Linked DNA regions of Homo sapiens: region 2 is linked to region 1. Evidence: chromatin loops called from intact Hi-C (ENCODE). Cell type or tissue: HepG2. All regions are shown on one strand. Each heading gives the region's core, and the rest is flanking DNA. Links, peaks and the distances in the headings are about the cores only.

What was found. Hi-C counts contacts between places; a loop is a spot of excess contacts. Peaks named below come from ENCODE experiments on the same cell type or tissue, not always from the same donor. Only the 100,000 strongest peaks of a DNase experiment are listed, where the experiment ranks them.
Region 2: it touches region 1 in a loop (7-fold over the local background); 6 of 110 quality-filtered maps call a loop at or near these places.

What each region holds. Positions count from the first base shown.
Region 1 is chr2:210,193,997-210,196,918 of GRCh38, forward strand. ACADL (acyl-CoA dehydrogenase long chain) reads right to left here. Exons shown (of 11, transcript NM_001608.4): 9 at 1,215-1,342. Among named protein-coding and RNA genes, the nearest start is that of KANSL1L, 24 kb to the left of the region's middle. In HepG2, for the core only: a CTCF peak has its summit at 1,661 (motif pointing left); DNase peaks (open chromatin) are centred at 1,225 and 1,655; H3K4me3 peaks cover 473 bases.
Region 2 is chr2:209,794,621-209,797,542 of GRCh38, forward strand. All of the region lies in intron 7 of UNC80 (unc-80 subunit of NALCN channel complex), which reads left to right. Among named protein-coding and RNA genes, the nearest start is that of UNC80, 24 kb to the left of the region's middle. In HepG2, for the core only: a CTCF peak has its summit at 1,471 (motif pointing right); no DNase peak of the experiment used is centred there.

The sequences.
Region 1 (2,922 bases), core at 121-2,620:
ATTTGGATTTCTCTAATTTTTTATATTTGGCAAGTATTTTAGTGAAATATTTACTGGGCTATAACTAGTTGCCTCCTGTGTTTCAGTGTGAAATATGAGCATGTGTATAAACCTGAGGTTTTCAAATAACAAGGTCAATGGCTATCCAAACTTCTCTTTTTCCAAAAATATGTAAATTTTTTTTACACTTTTTGCCACTAGTCAAAGAACTTCTTGTAAATGTAAATATAAAAAGTCTCCTCAAAAGTGCAAGTTTCTGAAAAGTAATTCCACATTATTTTTCAACCTGGCAATTTTGTTATTATGGGATCATTATATAAAGCACAAAATATTTCCCCTGTTCTACCTGTGATTGAACTGAACACAAGTTAATGAATAATGACAGGAATTTATTCTAAGTTACTCTTGGGCTAATGATATGGGAGAATGTTTGTTTTTAAAAAGAGGAAACCAAATCTACTTCCAGAATCTGATTTAGACTGTATATTCTAAAATCTTAAAATATACAAAAGTCTGACATACAGGGATGTTTTTTCATTCAACTCATCTTTAACACCATTGCTAATAATCTTTAATTCAAATCGAAGTCTTTCTAAACTTAATAGGATTTTTATTCTCCTTTCACTTAATAGAGCCTGTGAAACTTTGATTGGACAGCCAGTTCTTCCTGAATTTTTTCTTAAAATTGGAAAGCACCTTAAATAGAAAAATCCTGTCCAACTTAGTCATTTCACAGATAACAAAAACATTTTCCTGGATGGAATTAAGTTTAATTATAGTTATTTAATAAAAGAATTTGGACTCTATCTCAAGACTCCTAAGTTTTACTGTTCCCTTTCAGCCTCACTATACTGCCACTCTTCAGATAATTTGAAATTAAACTATTACTTGAATGAATGAATCAGTCATCCTATCAATATCACTCTTCATTTTCCCACTCTTAATATTTTATTTTCAATAGCAAGTTAAGAATTAAATACTAACTTTGCTTGCCTATTAGGATAAAAAAATTAAATACCAACTTGAAACATTTTTAGCACATTATACATATGCTTAATGGAACTTTTTAGCATTTTTTTTTAAAGTGGAGTCTCACTTTTATTTTTCATTTCACAGATTTCTTCCTTTAAGACCCTCAAGGCTGAGCTTAAAATTGGCAGAATTCCATATCAGTCTGAGCACACACCGCACTCTAATTACTGTAGCATGCATACCAATATTTCGCCATGCAAGCAGTGGCGGAGTCCAAACGTTTCGCTTCATGCAGCTGGAGACAGTTGTCCACAAATGCTCGGGTTACACATATATGTGTTTTTAATTCTGCTAATTTATGTTGCACTGTCTTGAATTTAAAGGAAATAAAAGAAAAAAGTGAGCATGGTAGAAATATAAACTTCAACCCACTTAACATATCAGAAATTATACAATAAAAGATCTTTAGGGCAAACAAAAGTGGAATTGTTGGTTTTTTCCTCCATAAAAATGGCATTTGTTACCAAATCAGCTTAAATTTAAAACTCACTATATTTCAGTGCTAAGGAAATTTGTACTAAAAGATGCAAAAATAGTTTAAAACATAAACAATGTCTTGTTTCAGATTGTAAAATTTAGACGAGGCAAAATTCTTGAAAAACAGCATGACTTTAATGTGTGAGCACCATCTTGTGGTACAGTTATTTAGGTACAGCCGTTGAAAACACCTGTTGCTTTTTCCTCCAGAGATTAAATCCTTGAAGATTTTTTTCTTTATTAATGAAATTAAGTATACAGATTTTGCTACTCTGCTTCTAACATCTGGAGGGACAAGGGGTTTCTATATATGTTCATAAACATCAAAATATAAGGTATTATTTAATATTGCACAGTATTTAATCTAGATCTGTAGAAAGCAATAGAATAAAATCAGAGTACTAAAGAGATCAAAATCCAGTACCCTCATCCTCTTTCATCCCTTCACATTATCCCTTCTGATATGGTTTGGCTCTGTCCCTACCCAAATCTTATCTTGAATTGTAGCTCCCATAATCCCCACATGTTGTGGGAGGGACGTGGTGGGAGATAATTGAATCATGGGGGTGGGTTTGTCCCATGATGTTCTTGTGATAGTGAGTAAGTCTCATGAGATCTGATGGTTTTATAAAGAGTGGTTCCCCTGCACACGCTGTTTTGCCTGCTACCATGTAAGATGTGCTGTTGTTCCTCCTTCACCTTCCGCCATGATTATGAGGCCTCCCCAGCCATGTGGAACTGTGAGTCCATTAAACCTCTTTTTTTTTTTTTAATAAATTACCCAGTCTCAGGTATTTCTTCATAGCAGTATGAAAATGGATGAATACACCTCCCGTACCTCTCAATAGCTTGTTTAGCAGTCTCTAGCTTGGACTGAATGGTCTGGGATTATCAATGTTAATATAGCTATGTACCTACCTCCTCCTACTGGCCATGGACAACCCATTAGCATTTTTGGAAATCATTCTATTTAGACCATTCTCAATTGTTGCTGACTGTCCTTGCTTCAATCAAGCTTTATTTCATTCCTGACTCTAGGCTCTCACACTCTGAACTTGGAGTGTATATCTGTTCTCTTTGGCACTGACTCTTGAGCCTCCCTCAGGAAATTGGCTTGAACTTGAAATACTGGGTTCCCACTTTGGGTAGCTCCAAAAGTATACTCCATTCTAGTTGATTTCTTAGGTCCAAGGCCCAGATATGGTCAGCTGGCCTATCTTCTTTGTGAAAATTCAGATAGAAACAGTTCTGATCATTCTGCTGTGAAATGAGTAAGAACTTCACTGTGGCTAATAGCATATACATGGAAAGTTACAGGCAAAGGTGGTGCAGTGAAACTCAAACTAGAAATTAAACACATCCCACCTAGGTACTACCAAGTCCAAAGCCACAGCTGTGTTCTCAAAGGAGGGT
Region 2 (2,922 bases), core at 143-2,642, 400 kb before region 1:
TCCCAGAATTCCCACGTGTTGTGGGAGGGACCCAGGGGGAGGTAATTGAATCATGGGGGCCAGTCTTTCCCATGCTATTCTCGATAGTGAGTAAATCTCATGAGATCTGATGGGTTTATCAGGGGTTTCCACTTTTGTCTCTTCTTCATTTTTCTCTTGCCACCACCATATAAGAAGCACCTTTCACTTCCCACCATGATTCTGAGGCCTTCTCAGCCATGTGGAACTGTAACTCCAATTAAACTTACTTATGTTCCCAGTTTGGGGTATTTATCAGCAGCAAGAAAATGAACTAATATAGTAAATTGGTACCAGTAGAGTGGGGCATTGCTGAAAAGATACCCAAAAGTGTGGAAGCAACTTTGGAACTGGGTAACAGGCAGAGATTGGAACAGTTTGAAGAGCTCAGAAGAAGACAGGGAAGTGTGGAAAAGTTTGGAACTTTACCTAGAGACTTGTTGAATGGCTTTGCCCAAAATGCTGATAGCGACATAGACAATAAAACCAGGCTGAGGTGGTCTCAGATGGAGATGAGGAACTTGTAGGGAACTGGAGCAAAGGTGACTCTTGTTATGTTTTAGCAAAGAGACTGGTGGCATTTTGCCCCTGTCCTAGAGATTTGTGGAACTTTGAACTTGAGAGAGATGATTTAGGTTACCTGGCGGAAGAAATTTCTAAACAGCAAAGCATTCAAGAGGTGACTTGGGTACTGTTAAAGGCATTCAGTTTTAAAAGGGAAACAGAGCATAAAAGTTCAGAAAATTTGCAGCCTGACTATGCAACAGAAAAGAAAAACCAATTTTCTGGGGAGAAATTCAAGCCAACTGCAGAAATTTGCATAAGTAAGGAGCAAGGAGCCTAATGTTAATCCCCAAGACCATGGGGAAAATGTCTCCAAGCCATGTCAGAGACCTTCACAGCAGCCCCTCCCATCACAGGCCCAGAGGCCCAGGAGGAAAAAGCAGTTTCGTGGGCTGGGCCCAGGGTCCTCATGCTGTGTGCAGCCGAGGGACTTGGTGCCGTGGGTCCCAACTGCTCCAGCTGTGGCTGAAAGGGGCCAATGTACAGCTCAGGATGTGACTTCAGAGGGTGGAAGCCCCAAGTCTCAGTAGCTTCCATGTGGTGTTGAGCCTGCAGGTGCACAGAAGTCAAGAATTGAGGTTTGGGAACCTCCGCCTATATTTCAGAAGATATATGGAAACTCCTGGATGCCCAGGCAAAAGTTTGCTGCAGGTGCAGGGCCCTCATGGAGAACCTCTGCTAGGGCAGTGCAGAAGGGAAATGTGGGGTTAGAGGCCCCACACAGAGTCCCTAATGGAGTGCTGCCAGGTGGAGCTGTGAGAAGAGGGCCACTGTCCTCCAGACCCCAGAATGGTAGTTCCACTGACAGCTTGGATCATGCACCTGGAAAAGCCGCAGACACTCAACACCAGCCTGTGAAAGCAGCCGAGAGGGAGGCTGTACCCTCCAAAGCCACAGGGTGGAGCTGCCCAAGACCATGGGAACCCACCTCTTGCATCAGTGTAACCTGGATGTGAGGCCTGGAGTTAAAGAAGATCATTTTGGAGCTTTAAAGTTTGACTGTCCTGCTGGACTTTGGACTTGCATGCCCCCTGTAGCCCCTTTGTTTTGGCCAATTTCTCCCATTTGAAACGGCTGTGTTTACCCAATACCTGTACCCCCATTGTATCTAGGAAGTAACTAACTTGCTTTTGATTTTACAGGCTCATAAGCGCAGGGACTTGCCTTGTCTCAGATGAGACTTTGGACTGTGGACTTTTGGGTTAATGCTGAAATGAGTTAAGACTCTGGGAGACTATTGGGAAGGCATGGTTGGTTTTGAAATGTGAGGATATGAGACTTGGAGGCGCAAGGGGTGGAATGATATGGTTTGGCTGTGTCCCCACTAAATCTCAGCTTGAATGTTATCTCCCAGAATTCTCATGTATTGTGGGAGGGACCCATGGGGAGATTATAAAATCATGGGGGCCAGTCTTTCCTGTACTATTCTCATGATAAGTCTCAGTGAATAAGTCTCACGAGATCTGATGGGTTTATCAGGGGTTTCTTCTTTTGCTGCTTCTTCATTTTTCTCTTGCTGCCACCATGTAAGAAGTGCCTTTCACATCCTGCCATGATTCTGAGGCCTCCCCAGCCATGTGGAACTGTAAGTCCAATTAAACCTGTTTATATTCCCAGTTTCAGGTATTTCTTTATCAACAGCGTGAAAACGAACTAATACACAGTTTAATGATTTTTAGTAAATTTACAGAATTGTGCAACTACCACTACAATCCAATTTAAGAACATTTTCATCACCCGAAAATGTCCCTTGTGCCCATCCCTTGTGTCACTCCCATTCCCACACCCAGCCCCAGATAACCACTAATATACTTTTTATTTCTATTGGGTTGCATTTCTAGACATTTCATATAAATGAATTCATACAGTCTGTGGCCTTTTGAATCTGGCTTCTTTCACTTAGCATAATGTTTTTGAGATTTATCCACATTATAGCATGTATTAGTAATTCATTCCTTTGTATTGTTAAACAATATTCTTTTTTTTCCTTTATTTCTTCTAAAGAAACAAACAAACAAAAAAAATGAGACACGTGCAGAACATGCAGGTTTGTTACATAGGTATATGAGTGCCATGATGGTTTGCTGCACCTATTGACCTGTCCCCTAAGTTCCCTCACCTCACCCCCAACCCCACCACAGGCCCTGGTGTGTGTTGTTCCTCCTCTGTATCCATGTGTTCTCAATGTTCAACTCCCACTTATGAGTGAGAACATGTGGTGTTTGGTTTTCTGTTCCTGTGTTAGTTTGCTGAGGATGATGGCTTCCAGCTTCATCCATGTCCCTGCAAAGCACACGATCTCTTTCCTTTCTGTGGTTGCATACTATTCCATGGTATATA